Linked DNA regions of Mus musculus: region 2 is linked to region 1. The links are chromatin contacts, found by Hi-C in ENCODE. All regions are on one chromosome and are shown on one strand. Each heading gives the region's core, a stretch centred on a gene start or an enhancer-like site at or near the end of the contact. The rest is flanking DNA. Distances are from core to core; before and after follow the strand shown. Region 1 overlaps Add3 (adducin 3 (gamma)). Region 2 overlaps Ablim1 (actin-binding LIM protein 1).

What was found. A loop is a pair of places that touch in the nucleus more often than their neighbours do.
Region 2: a loop to region 1 is called in a map of T-helper 2 cell, with 6 times the contacts of the local background. The contact joins two enhancer-like sites. A Hi-C loop is called at or near these places in 2 of 37 maps with a recorded cell type or tissue (T-helper 17 cell and T-helper 2 cell).

Annotation. Positions count from the first base shown.
Region 1 is chr19:53,177,619-53,184,277 of GRCm38, reverse strand. The region is part of intron 1 of Add3 (adducin 3 (gamma)); the gene reads right to left. Among named protein-coding and RNA genes, the nearest start is that of Gm52402, 28 kb to the left of the region's middle. Within about 2 kb of position 2,702, at least 1 of the 3 ENCODE cell types and tissues checked has a DNase peak (open chromatin) inside an H3K27ac peak, as active enhancers do.
Region 2 is chr19:57,108,096-57,114,754 of GRCm38, reverse strand. All of the region lies in intron 6 of Ablim1 (actin-binding LIM protein 1), which reads left to right. Among named protein-coding and RNA genes, the nearest start is that of Afap1l2, 100 kb to the right of the region's middle. Within about 2 kb of position 3,226, at least 2 of the 3 ENCODE cell types and tissues checked have a DNase peak (open chromatin) inside an H3K27ac peak, as active enhancers do.

The sequences.
Region 1 (6,659 bases), core at 1,453-3,952:
TCTGAAAATAAGTCTGACTATAAAGTCATTTCCAGAAATCCTAGACATTTAATTGCATCCCAATATAAACTGCCTAAACCGTAGAGAAGGATAACGGCTCAGGCACAGCCAGGAACTGGGAGCTGTATCCTTCTAACTGACAAATGGAGGAGGGAATGCAGAAATTCTTTCTTTCTTCATGTGTGTTTTAGATAATTATTTTATGTTAACTAAAAACAATTTTTAAAATTCACTAATAATTTAGGGTTGAAGAAGATGACGGCAGGAAGCTGGAGTCATGAAGAGTCACATCACTAGTCAGCAATGACAGAGACCCAGGCAAGCTGAGGCCGCAGCATCTCAAGTCCCAGGGAGGCCTGATTTACAAAATGAGACCGAGTTTCACAAACGTGTGTCTACTAGCACAGGGACAAAGGAAATGTTAAAACAAACAGGCAAACAATTGAAACAGAGGCAGGCATGGTAGTGCATACTGTCCAGACGCTCTGCGGATGGGGCATGGCTGAGACAGGAAGTGAATAAGCCTTCTGCCCCCTATCTTCCCGAGAACAGCGAGTGGAAAGTGGCGGAGCTTTCCTAAGACCCTGGAACAGGTCTTCTGTCTTCCACAAGGACTTTTTTAGCTTTCTATCTGGAATTTACAGACCAGGGGGTCCAAAAGTCTAGGCCAAGAGAAGGATCTTGTCTCAGACTGCCCATGGCAATCTGACATAGCCTGCAAAATGGAAGCAATCTCCTTTCGAGAAGAGTGCTGTGCTCAAACAGACTGGTTCTAACCCGATCAGGGGCAGCCTTCTGCCATCCTCAGTAATGAAAATTGATAATTAATAACAAAGAGATAGATGGCTTAAGAATTCCCATAGCTAGAACCCTGTCAACTTCAGAACTCAGAACGACAAAGCACAAGTATGCATAAAACAAAACCCGTCCTCCTCTCCAAGAACTGCAAACAACACAAGATCAAACACGCTATGAAACGGAGAGCGTAACTCCAAAAGAACTAACAGAGGGGATGAGGGGAAGCCAGAGTCAAGGATAACATGGCTGGGAACAAATCAGAAGCTCAGAGGCACATCTCACCTACAAGAGACTGACACACTTGTAGCAGACTTCAAAATAAGACTAAAGAGGAATAACAAAACTTCCAACTTCTGTGAGAATTAAATGTCAGTTTAGAACTATATTCAACAAAACAATCTGATGAATGGGGAAGAAAGTCACAGTGAGGAAGAGCTGAGGTCAAGAGCAAATAGACTGCTAAATACGCAATGTTAAGAATAATACATAAAAGGGCTGGAGAGATGATGGCTCAGCAGTTAAGGCCACTGGCTGCTCTTTTAGAGGACCTGGGTACATTCCCCAGCACAAACATGGCAGCTCACAACTGTTTGTAACTTCAGTTCCAGGGAATCTAAGACCCTCTTCTGTCCTCTCTGGGTACCAGGCACAAATGTGATACAGATATACAATATAGGCAAAATATCCATATACACACACATGCAAAACAAAAAAAATGACAAAAAAACAGAAATAATCTAGGCATGGAGGTCCATGTATGTAGTAGCCTAACCTAAAGCATCCATGTACTTCTGAGACTTAGTTTTAAGATTTTATTCTAAGACTGAAATGGTGCCGCATGCCTTTAATCCCTGCACTTAGGAGACAGAGATAGGCAGATCTCTGAGTTCAAAGGTAGCCTAGTCTACATAGTGAGTTCCAGGACAGCCATGGTTACATAGTAAGACCCTGTATTTTGAGAGAGAAAGAGAGAGAGACAGAGAGAAAGAAAGATATACACAGAGAGATATACAGAGAGACAGAGACAGAGGGATACACACAGAGAAATATACAGAGAGAGAGACAGAGAGAGAGAGAGAGAGAGAGAGAGAGAGGCAGGCAGGTGGATCTCTGAATTTGAGGCTAACCTGGTGTACAGCGCAAGTTCCAAGATAGACAGGGCAACACAGAGAAACATTTTCTTGAAAAAGAAAGAGAAAATTCAGTAGAGATGGTTCAGAAGTGAAGAGCACTGGCTGCTCTTTCTTATAGAGGACCCAGATTAAGTTCTCAGCATCGCTTGGAGGCTCACAACTCTCCACAACTCAGTTCCAGAGATTCCGATGCCCTCTCTGGCCTCCACTGGAACTTCATCCATATGGTGCTCAGATATACATGCGGGAAAAACACATATGCTTTAAAATATGACATATAAATTAAATTTTAAAGCCAGCCATGGAATGAATATTTAACTTCAGCACTCAGGAGGCAGAAGCAGGTGGATTTCTGAGATCCAGGACAGCTTGGTTTACATATCAGTTCCAGGACAGCCAGGACTATACAGAGAAAACTAAAACCAATACGCACACGCACACACATTCAAGTTTAACAACACACAAACCCCATTTGTAATTCAGTGTGTGCCTACAACCTACCATTTAGCTGTTGTTCATACTAACATCTGTCTGGGCACAAATCCAGCCTCTTGCTCCATGAAGCACTGGAATAAACTTTAATGTATTAGGAAAGCAAAAAAGCTAACTGACCAGGGAAGCAAACACATTTTCACACCACGCACAGGACACAGCTGCGACCTGTCAAGCGTACAGGCCTCTCTTTAGCCAACAGCGAGCGAGGTTCCAGGACTTTCTCTTCACTGGGCAGGAAGCAGCATCTGAACACACAACTGTTCCCAAGCCCCGGCTCTACTGACCTCACTTCCGACTTCCGCACACTCACCCTCTGACCTGGGCCTTCGCAGTCCGCCCACACGGGCCTCTTTGATGAAGTATCAGCAAGTCTCTAAATGACAATCTTTAGGAAGTCCACAGGTAGCCTCTAGTTACCTTGTTCTCACATAGAGAGCCCCAAGGGTCTGGTGTGTTTGCTGTGCTATTAGAACAAACAGGCGGTAGCAAGCACGGCCAAGTAGCTTTAGCTCCTCCATGCATACTTGGACACACACTACATAATCTGCCTCTTCTCCAAGTTGTTTCCGTGGCAACAGTCTAACTTAGAAATCTGAATTCTCCTTCTGCCCTTCACAGACCTTGACGTGACTCACAGACTTGAGCCAGATCCCAGGCAATGGAGTTAAAATGGAATTAAAATGCTTTGTAACTCACATGTCCCACAACAGTACATTCAAAGAAAAGTCACTCAAGCAAAGAAACACTGACACAGTGTTCTAGGCACCAGAGCAACACGTGCAAAAGGTGCTCACGCCAGGCCAGCGATAACTGATAGTGATATAGACCAGTACTCCTCAGCGCCCCTTTAGAAGGAATTTAGAATACTAGAAACAATCTGCTTGCGTGCATAAAGACCCCAAGTGCATGGGCAGGAGTGTGATCACACACACACACACACACACACACACACACACACACACACACACACAGGAAACAGTCGTGTGCACAAACAGGCAGGCTTAGAAGACACAGAGTTGTGGACATTTTTTAAGGAAATGCCTTAAAAATACTTGTAAATACTTCTTTCTTCTTTCAGTGTCTTTCCCAACTCCCTTTTTACCTCAGAGTGCAGCAGACCACTACTGCACGAGTCCTTGCAGGACGCACCAGTGTGGATCTGATACACAAACAGCTAGCCCCGAAAAACGAAGTCACCGACTCACAGACAACAAGGCAAGAAGGAGCAGCAGCACGGGGAAGGAGCAGCAGCACGGGGAAGGAGCAGCAGCACGGGGAAGGAGCAGCAGCATGGGATACATGGCAGGAAGAAAAGGCTGTTCCAAGATCATCCTCTTTCGCAGCAAGTGCCAGAACTGCTGGGACATTTCCTTTTCATAGAAAAGTGATAACTTCCTAATTCATAGCAAGGTGGAAATGACAAAAAGAAAAAAAAAAAAAGAAAAAGAAAAAGAGTGTATATAAAGTTTCCTGAAGGGGGAGACAGCACAGACTTGAACAGTCGCCTCAGGGGGAGGCCACTTCATCTCAAGCACAAACACGCTTGAAGGGATCAACACCAGTAATTCTACATTATAGTCACGCAAGGTTTCTATGTATTTTTAAAGTCCTAGATAATTTCATCCATGCACATAACATGCCTTTAACCATACACAATTCCTACTCTCATCTCCCTCCTACTCCCTTCAGCTTTTTAAAAACATGAAACACTATCTTTTTTACATTTTATTTAAGTGTCTGGGTGCTTTACCTTCATGTGTGGCCGTGTACCATGTGTGTGCCTGTTGCCCATGCAGGCTAGAAGAGGACTCTACAGCAGTTGTAAGCTGCCATGTGGGTGCTGAGAACTGAGTCCGGATCATCTGAAACAGGAGGCCAGTGTGCTCTGAGATGATGTGTCTTTCCAGCCCAAATCTATACCTTTTAAAATTGATTATATGGGTTCAAATTTTCTACACATGCACACATACATTTCATCAATACTTTAGCTTCAGTTTAGATTCTTTTAAAACTATTTAAATTTTTCATTTTAGCGAGTATACTTATATTTTCTATTGAATGCCAGGAATACAGTTTTGTGTTGGTGGCATCCTGGGGAACGAGCCTCTGCCTTCACAGGGCTCAGAAACAAGTTTGTTCTCTTTCATGTGATCACTGTGTGGGACTCATCAGAGCAGTGTCCAGACTTTAATGAAAATGCAGATAACAGTCTTAAAAACGAAAGTTCCACTGCTGCAGCCACCATTAAAACGAAAACCTTGGGGTGAACACAGATTGCAGCTTCATTTTTAACCTATTTTTATTTTTTGGTTTTTCAAGATAAGGTTTCTCTCTGTAGCCCTGGTTGTCCTGGAACTCACTCTGTAGACCAGGCTGGCCTCAAATGCATAGATCCACTCGCCTCTGCCTTCCAAGTGCTGGGACTAAATACTTGTGTCAGTATTTTAAGCTTCTGGCTATGCCACAGAAAACCCATGCTGAGTCCTAGAGCACAGTGCCCAATTTTAGGAAACACATAATTAAAACATCCTCTCCATTCTCCTGATCTCAGCACACCAAAGGAGAGAGGTCCCTTGATACAGGACAGTGTTCTGAGTGTGAGTGAGTCACTTGCTAGTGACAACAGCAACTGTTCTTCCTCGCTGCGGAGGCTCATGCGCACGCTCTGTGGAGGGCCAGGAAGCTCGCCCTTTCTGCAGTCTCTGTGCAACATCTGGTGTACTCAAAGGGATGACCGAATAGTCACCATGGGATGTGTTAGCACACATGAAGTACATAAGGGTACTTCCATGATAAAATTAGGACATAACAAGTTTTTAAAATTCTGTTCATTAAAATTACTTTTTTATGTAATAGTAACTTTTATCTGCCCGTATACAATTGTCCCCAAGGCTTAATGCCTGTTTGCTAACCTGGGCTGTCCGGGAAGCTTCTGGACTCTACCACCTCATCTAGCCCTCCAGAGTTTTCAGATGCTGAGACTTGCCGCTGAACGACCTCACCCTTTCCAGTTCTTTCTGAGCGCTGGGTTGCACTTGTTCTTTCCGCCCGCCCAGTTCTGGTAACTCTCCCAGGACCGCCCGACATCCGCCCTCTGTGCACTGCTCTCTTAAGTAGCTTCCCTTTCTGCTCCTGTGAGAGTCGGGCATCTCACAAATCTTCTTCTGATTCATCACTTTGTTTGCCCCTCACTTAGACATCGCTTTCAACCACGAGTGCTTCCTTCTACAAACTGACTTTACCTTTATTGTTTGGCATTAAAGGTGTGTACCAAGGGTGTGTCTATATTCCAGCCAGAGAGATTAAAGGTGTATACTAAGGGCTGAGCCATACCACAACAAGAAACTTTTTTTCCCCCAGTAAACAGCACAATCTCAGCATTTGTGGTGTGAGCAAATATCCTGCAACACTTTTAGCCTTCGGTAGGAATAAAAGAATCAAACACAAATCAAACTGTTTTTGTTATAACGGGAGGAAGGCCAGCAAAAATAGGGGCTTAACAACCAAAAGATTTCAGTCTACTCCCCAGGGCCCAAAGGGTGGAGAGAGACTTCAAGTTGTGCTCCACACATGCACCGTGGCATATAGCACCCAAATACATTCACATGCAATGCAAACACAACTGTAAATTTAAAGTCTTTTTAAGTGTTAGGAATCTTTCAGTCCCGAAGTAAATAGTATTAATAATATTAAAATTAAAGGGTACAAAACCAAAAAAAAAGTACTCTATAAGGCAAAATTATCTCATAAATTCTACATTTCCATAAATGTTTAAAAAGAAATTTAAACTTATTATTATTTTATATTTGTGTAGGTGTTTTGCCTACATGTATGTCTGGGTAACACATACATGCCTGATTCAACCGGAGCCAAAAAAGGAGGTTCAGATCCCCTGAACTGGAGTTACAGACAGTTGTAAGTTACCATGTGGGTGCTGGAAAATAAACCCGGGTTCTTTGAAAGAGCAGCCAGGGCTCTTCAGAGTATCTCATTTAAATAAAACTATCTAATTTATATAACTCTAAAGGCTGCTGTATCAGGCAAGCCTGACGTCATACAAGTTTTCTAGGGAGTCAGCCCCTCTCTGGCACATGGAGCCTGTGCTTAGCCAGTACCTGTGAGAGGCCACTGCCCAGCCCTGCCAATGTCACCACCCTCTGTCTCAGAGAGATGACAAATACTTACACTATGTATGCTAACAGTCATTATACTGTTTCCAGTATGCACTGTCAG
Region 2 (6,659 bases), core at 1,977-4,476, 3.9 Mb before region 1:
GACTGTGCTGGTGACCTGAACTCAGAACTTTCCTGGGATATGCAAGGAATAAAGGTTGTAGTGAGAGATAAAGAAAATGGAGAGCATTTTAGGCTCTTGCTTCAGTTCGCAGACTGAGCCCATGCCCTGAGAATGTGTGACTCCACAGAGCTGGCCTATGTCACTCACTATAGCTGTGTCAACCAGGGACATTGAGTTTTGTCACAGAGATTCCCAGGATGAAACAAACACCTGGTTTGGGGATATGGGTGGGACTTACAGTCTCTGTGTGTGTGTGTGTGTCTTTGTGTGTATTTCAGGGAGTATTAGTCATCTGTAGATACATAAATAGTCTTCAGGAGTCTTCATGACCAGGAAAGACAGGTATTACCATGATGTAAACATAGAGAAAAATTCACACATCAGATGCCTAAACAAGCAAGAGGAAAAATTAGAAGTTTTGACAAAAGAAATGATCTCTAAGTCTCAGAAGTGATACAGGCAGTTGTTTGTCATCTTTATGCATAGGTGACGGCACTGCACGCAGAAGGCAAAACTCAAAACTAGTAGAAGATTGTGGTTACATCACTCAACCGCAAGGACTCAACCGCAAGGACTCTGGGTCTCGCACTTCAGAGTTGACTTAGGGACTGGAGCGATGGCTCAGGGGTTGACAGCATTCGCTGCTTTTCCAGAGGTCCCAGGTTTAGTTTCTAACACCCATATGAGGTGGTCACAACTGCCTGTAACTACAGCTCCCAAGGACCAGTGCTCTCTCCAGGCCTTCATGGACACGGGGACACACACACACACAGAGACAGAGAGAGAGAGAGACAGACAGAGAGGCACAGAGAAGTTTTTTAAAAATATTTTTAAAAAGCAACTTCAAGCTCGGCAGTGGTGGTGCACACCTTTAATCCCAACACTTGGGAGGCAGAGGCAGGCGGATTTCTGAGTTCAAGGCCAACCTGGTCTACAGAGTGAGTTCCAGGACAGTCAGGGCTACACAGAGAAACCTTGTTTCGAAAAACCAAAAAAAAAAAAAAAAAAGAATTAAACTAGTTTCAAACTATTGAAGCTAGAAGATTGATTTTTATTTCTTGGGCTTCCAATCTGTCTCTGCCTGAAGCCAGAAAGGCTCAGAGCAGCCCCAGGAGAGGGACCGCAGTGAAGGCACGCACGCGCACACACACACACACACACACACACACACACACACACACACACACACACACACACACACACACACACACACACACACACACACACACACACACACACACACACACACACACACACACACACACACACACACACACACACACACACACACACACACACACACACACACACACACACACACACACTGGTGCCTTTATCCTTCACCGCACCTGCAGAGATATTGGCAAGCACAGGATTGTGGTCTCTCCACACAGCTGGTTCGAGTCCTGGCCATTTTTTTACTCCTACAGTTCAGTTGAAGCAGAAGCTTGCTAACACTCAAACCCTCTTTCATCTTCCCTTTCTGCTAACTAGGACTTTTCTTCAATTGTTGAAGTTCTACTGAGCTGGCTCCTTGCATTCCTGCCTATGTCTGTATACCTTGTCCAAATAAACACACTTGAAAAGATAGAGAAATGTGTTTGGCGAAGCTCAGAACATCCCCTATCGGAACTTAAGCCAGCCTTCTGCTTTGTTTTGGCAGCTAGTGAAGGATGCCAAATGTATCTAGTCTGGCACTGGATGAAAGACACCGGCTCTTACATAACGAAGTTTAAATCGCCAACGGGGCAGGGTAGAGATATCCAGGTTTCCTTTGTGTTTTGAGAAGAATTTTAAAACATAAGGGGAAAAGCCTGCTTTGCTGGGTTGGTTTTGCCTCTGAACTACAGAATTGCGCAAGCCTATCAATATCCCTTATCTTGGTTTTCACAGGCAACCTTGGGTCTATTCCTGCCCTGTTAGCTTCTGTCTGTCCCTCAAGCGTGTGCGTGCTTTTCCCATCCTGGGTCTTTCTGCACCCTCTCCATTCTGCATGGAAGAGTCTCTCAGCAGAGATCAAAATCCTACTTCACCTGCCTGTTAGTCCCCAGAGCATACTCCCTGGGCACCTAGCCCAACGGTGCCCCCAGGCCATCTGCTGTCCCCTGGCCTTGTTTATTTCTCCCTGGAGCCCTTTCCTCCCATTATCTGAAATTCTTCTGTGTTTGCGTCATGTTTACTGTTAGCTACTGAAACACGTAATCAAGTATTGGTGCCATCCATCCTTGCACCAGGAGCTAAAGTACAGAGGTTGGCAAGTGGCTGAGTGGGCACTTGGATGGGTAAATGGGGGTTTGGTTGGATAGACAGACGGACAGATGGATGGATGGACAGATGGATGAGAGAGAAGGCTGCAAGAATAACCTGTCAAGTGCTCGTCTGTCACCTCATGGACTTTCCAGGACATGCATCCTTGGATGCTTTTCTTCTTGTGGCAAGCTCACCTTGCACATGATGCCAATCAGTTAATCCTATCTCGGACACCAGATCACACACCAGTCTTCCTCTCCGTCAAGTTCCTGAGGGCAGGAATATCTAATTAAAGATGATGGCTGTCATCATTAATTCACTCTTATCGCCATGGTACTTTATAGGTATGTCTCGTGAATTTTTTTTAACCAACTCTATGGCCATAAATAAGTAAACTAGGGTTGGCAAGATGGTTCAGCTGCCACCAAGCCACCTGCCACCTGTACCTGCCACCAAGCCTGAAGGCATCCCTGGGATGCACATGGTAGAAGAGAACAAACTTTGTCAAGTTGTCCTCTGTCTTTTACACATGCACGGTGGCACACAAAATAATAATTAAAAACAAACAAACAAGGAAAAGTATGCTGACCCTCATCAGGGCCCATGCTAGACTTAAAGGTCTGCCATGCCTTGACCAAGTAAATAGAACCTAAAAATGCTGTCTCTTCCTTTTTCTTATTTATCATTTGGGCTAATAAATAGTGTTTGTTCACAGCATTGTAAATGTAAATACAAGCTTTCTATAGAGTGTGTTATCCATGGCATGTCTACGTGTACTTAGTCTGTCATAAAGCATCCTCTTATACTAATAGCATTCCATAGATGATTTGAGCCCTGCTGCTCGACCTCTGTCTGTCTGTCTGCCTCCCTCACCCCTCCCCCGTGTGTGTGTGTTTGTGTCTGTCTGTCTGTGTGCCTGTTTCAGAGTTTAACCTCGAGGTCATTCCCTTGGGAGTCATCTACTTTGTTTCTGGTTTTTGAGGCACAGTCTCCCACTGGGACCTGGGGCCCACTAAGTGGTCTACACTGGCCAACCAGCAAGCTCCTGTCTCAGCTTCCCAGTGCCGAGATTGTAAGAGCATGCATCCCATCACGTTGTCTCTTCACGTGGGCTGGGATTCAGTCAGCTCCTGCAGGTGTGATGAGCACTTTGCTCTTACTTTCTCACATGACAAATGTGTTAGTAATGAAGTTCACCAGCTACTAAGTTCCGTGGTTGTGCTAAAGCCCTTTGGTTAATCCTAACACCACACTTTCCTACTAAGGTCAAGTTTGTACCAGGGAGAGACATCATGGTGGCCATAGGTAGGAATTTTGCATAGAAAAGACAAAGAAGAGGCCTAATATCATGGTCATGATGGCATTCTTCTTCATGTCCTATGTCTCCCGGACCAGTCTTTGTGATGCGTGTGGTCAGGTGTGTTGTGTGGCTCAGGTGGACACAGGAGCAGAACCTATTGCCAACCTGTGGGTTTCATGTTCAGAGCTGCCTTGAGCTCTGACTTTGAGTTTAGTTGAGGCAGGCATTTTTTTGTTGCAGGCTCAGGGACCTCAGCAGGAGAGGTACAGGGACTGCAGCAGGAGAGGTATATACGCCCACTGGTCTCTCAGGCTGGAGACGGCAGTACATGCTGGCTGGGGGGGGGGGCGCGGGGGGGGGGGCACAGGTCTCTTGTCTAACAGAAGGATCTTCTGACATATGAATAGAGCAGAGGTGACTACCCTGTCAGGCTGGTCTTTGGTATCAAGGTGCTTGGCAACTAACCAAGTTTCACCCATGATCAGGACTAGCCTAGCTGGTTCCCTTGTGCCTGGGTGGGAGGTATGGTCGTCAGGATGGTGGGGCCAGGCAGTTCATGAATGCCTAGGAATGTCTCTCAGGAGGCTCCTGCCAGTTTCTGAGAGGACCAGAGAGAAAACAAAGACTGCTTACTGTGGCGTGTATTGAGGAATCTGTATGTGAGCCTGATGTCTTATCCAATCCAGCTTCTCTTTCCTTCAAAAAAACAAAAACAAAAAAAACAAAAAACAAAACAAACAAACAAACAAACAAACATGAACCAATTAAGCCATTTCATTGGCTCCAAGTAAATATGGAGTCAGAAGGACATGCAAGATACTCCAGGGCTATCTGAGAAGTTGTAAAAAGTTAAAAATCAGGGTTAAGAGTGTAGCTCAATATTAGAGCAGCTTCCTAGCTTATACCACAGAAACAAAAAAAAAATCAGAAGTGAGATTTTCTTTTTAGCTTCTGTGTACTCACTAATAAATACACTTTGTAAAGTGTGGTTGAACTGAAACCATGCATAATGCCATTAGAAATGGTTTCTGAGTTCACTTGTCTGCTCCTGACACCCCAGGCAGCCTCGTTTGATATTTGAGATCTTGTATGGTCTCAGTTTATTTATGCCAACCTGGGCTATCAGAAATTGAAACATTGTGGCTTGTCTGTTCCTGGACCTAACCTTGTTGCAGCCCGAATAATGGCTTCCTTACATCCATCTCTGAGTCCAAGATGATTTCTGCTCAGGACCTGTAGAAGTATCAGACCAGAGAAGTTTTGTGGATTTAATGTAGTCTAATCTCCAGAGAGCCAAGAACCAAGAGCCAGGAAAAACACGTGATTCGACAAAGAACCCCGGCTAAGGAAGCAGTGCACGGCTCAGAGCCAGGGCTGACCTCAGAACGCTACACTTCAGGGCTTTCTCCTCTCTCCCCTTCCCAAGCTGCCCACCCTAATGACCTGTCTACTCACTGTATAAATAAACACAACTCCCACCATAGTCTCCCAGGATATCTAAGCCATGGTGTGGATACACAATGCTGGGCGTTGAGAGGAGCTCACTGCAGAAAGCCTAGAGGGCATTCAACTTTTGCTTAAACCTTGACTTCAGAACATCTTCACTTAAGAACCTTTCTTATCACCTCTCCTCATCCGCCATCTTGAAGCATCTGAGTCTTCGTGTGCGTCCTGGGAGATTCCCAGGGATGGTACAAGCACCCTAGTCACCATCTAATCAGCTTCGAGCAGTTGTTTTTAAAGTCATGTAGAGTCTGCAGAAGCTTGCTGTGAGAACATCTCCTGCTAATGTCAGGAGCTACACCCATAAAGTCTCACCAGTGTGACTATCCAAACATGAGCTGGACAGAGATGACAGCAGTGAACAGGAAAAAGCCCCCGAGGTCTCAGCCTTGCAAAGAACTGTAGGCAACTGAGGAAAACCGGGAGAGGAGAAGTGTTCTTCCCCAGGGAAGAAAGAACACACCAGTTGGTTGTCCAGTGCCAAATGATCAGCCTTGAAAACATACATACAAGTAACTTTATATGAACAGAAAAACTATATTTAAAAATAGAAATGTCCACACAAATATATTATGTATATAACAACAATTAATTTTAAAAGGGGCCATAGATTTGAAGTGGGGGGCGGTGGTTATATGGGAGGATTAGAAGAAGAAAAGATAAGGGATAAATGTAATTAAATTACAACCTCAAAATTTTTTAAGAAAAAAAGTCTTGTAGAATGGGTATTTAGTGTCACCCCAGGCATGGCCATTGACTAATTGGAGTCCTGCTGAATCTGAAGTCACATCAACGTGGGCTATAATCCCATCACTGGAGGGTAGTGCAGAGGCTGTGATTCGGAGGCTTGCACAGAGAGAAACCATGTGTCAAAACCAACAAGACTGTAAAGCAACACAAATATGTGACTGAGTGCATCTCACAGAGTCAAGAGAGGCTGGGTGACTTTCTGAGATGGGCAGTTAGGAAACCCTTCCAGCCTTCAGACCTCACTCCATCTCTCCTTGTCAAACCTTCATCAGGGCCAAAGCCGGGTGGATACCATGTAAATAAACAGACATGGCTACATCTGGCAGAGCTTTACTGGCAAAAAGAGAGGGTCGGCCAGAGCTTGCACAGCAGTCTGCCAGCGCTGGCGTAAAGTGGAGCAAGTGCCCCATAGTCACCCACAGCCCCAGTTCCCAGCCTGTGGAGAGTTTGGTCTCTGATGCCAGGGGCATGTTTCAGAGCGTTTGCAGATATGGGGCTCAGGATCACATACATTTCACCCTATAAAATGTGTGGTCTATATTTTCTCCTGTTTTCTCTGCACAGGCACACATATAGGAGGATGTTTGTTTTTGGTTGGTGTTGGTTTCGAAACACAGTTTCTCTCTGTAACAGCCTGTTCCTGAACTTGCTTTGTAGACCAGGCTGGCCTCCTCCTGCCTCTGTCTCCCCAGTGCTGGGATTAAAGGAGTGTATATAACCCACCATGCCTGGGTTATTTTAAAAAAGTTTTGGCTTATGTGTGTCTGTGTGAGTATGTGCTGGAGGCCAGAGGCATCTGATCTCTCTAGAAATGGATCTACAGGTAGTTGAGCTG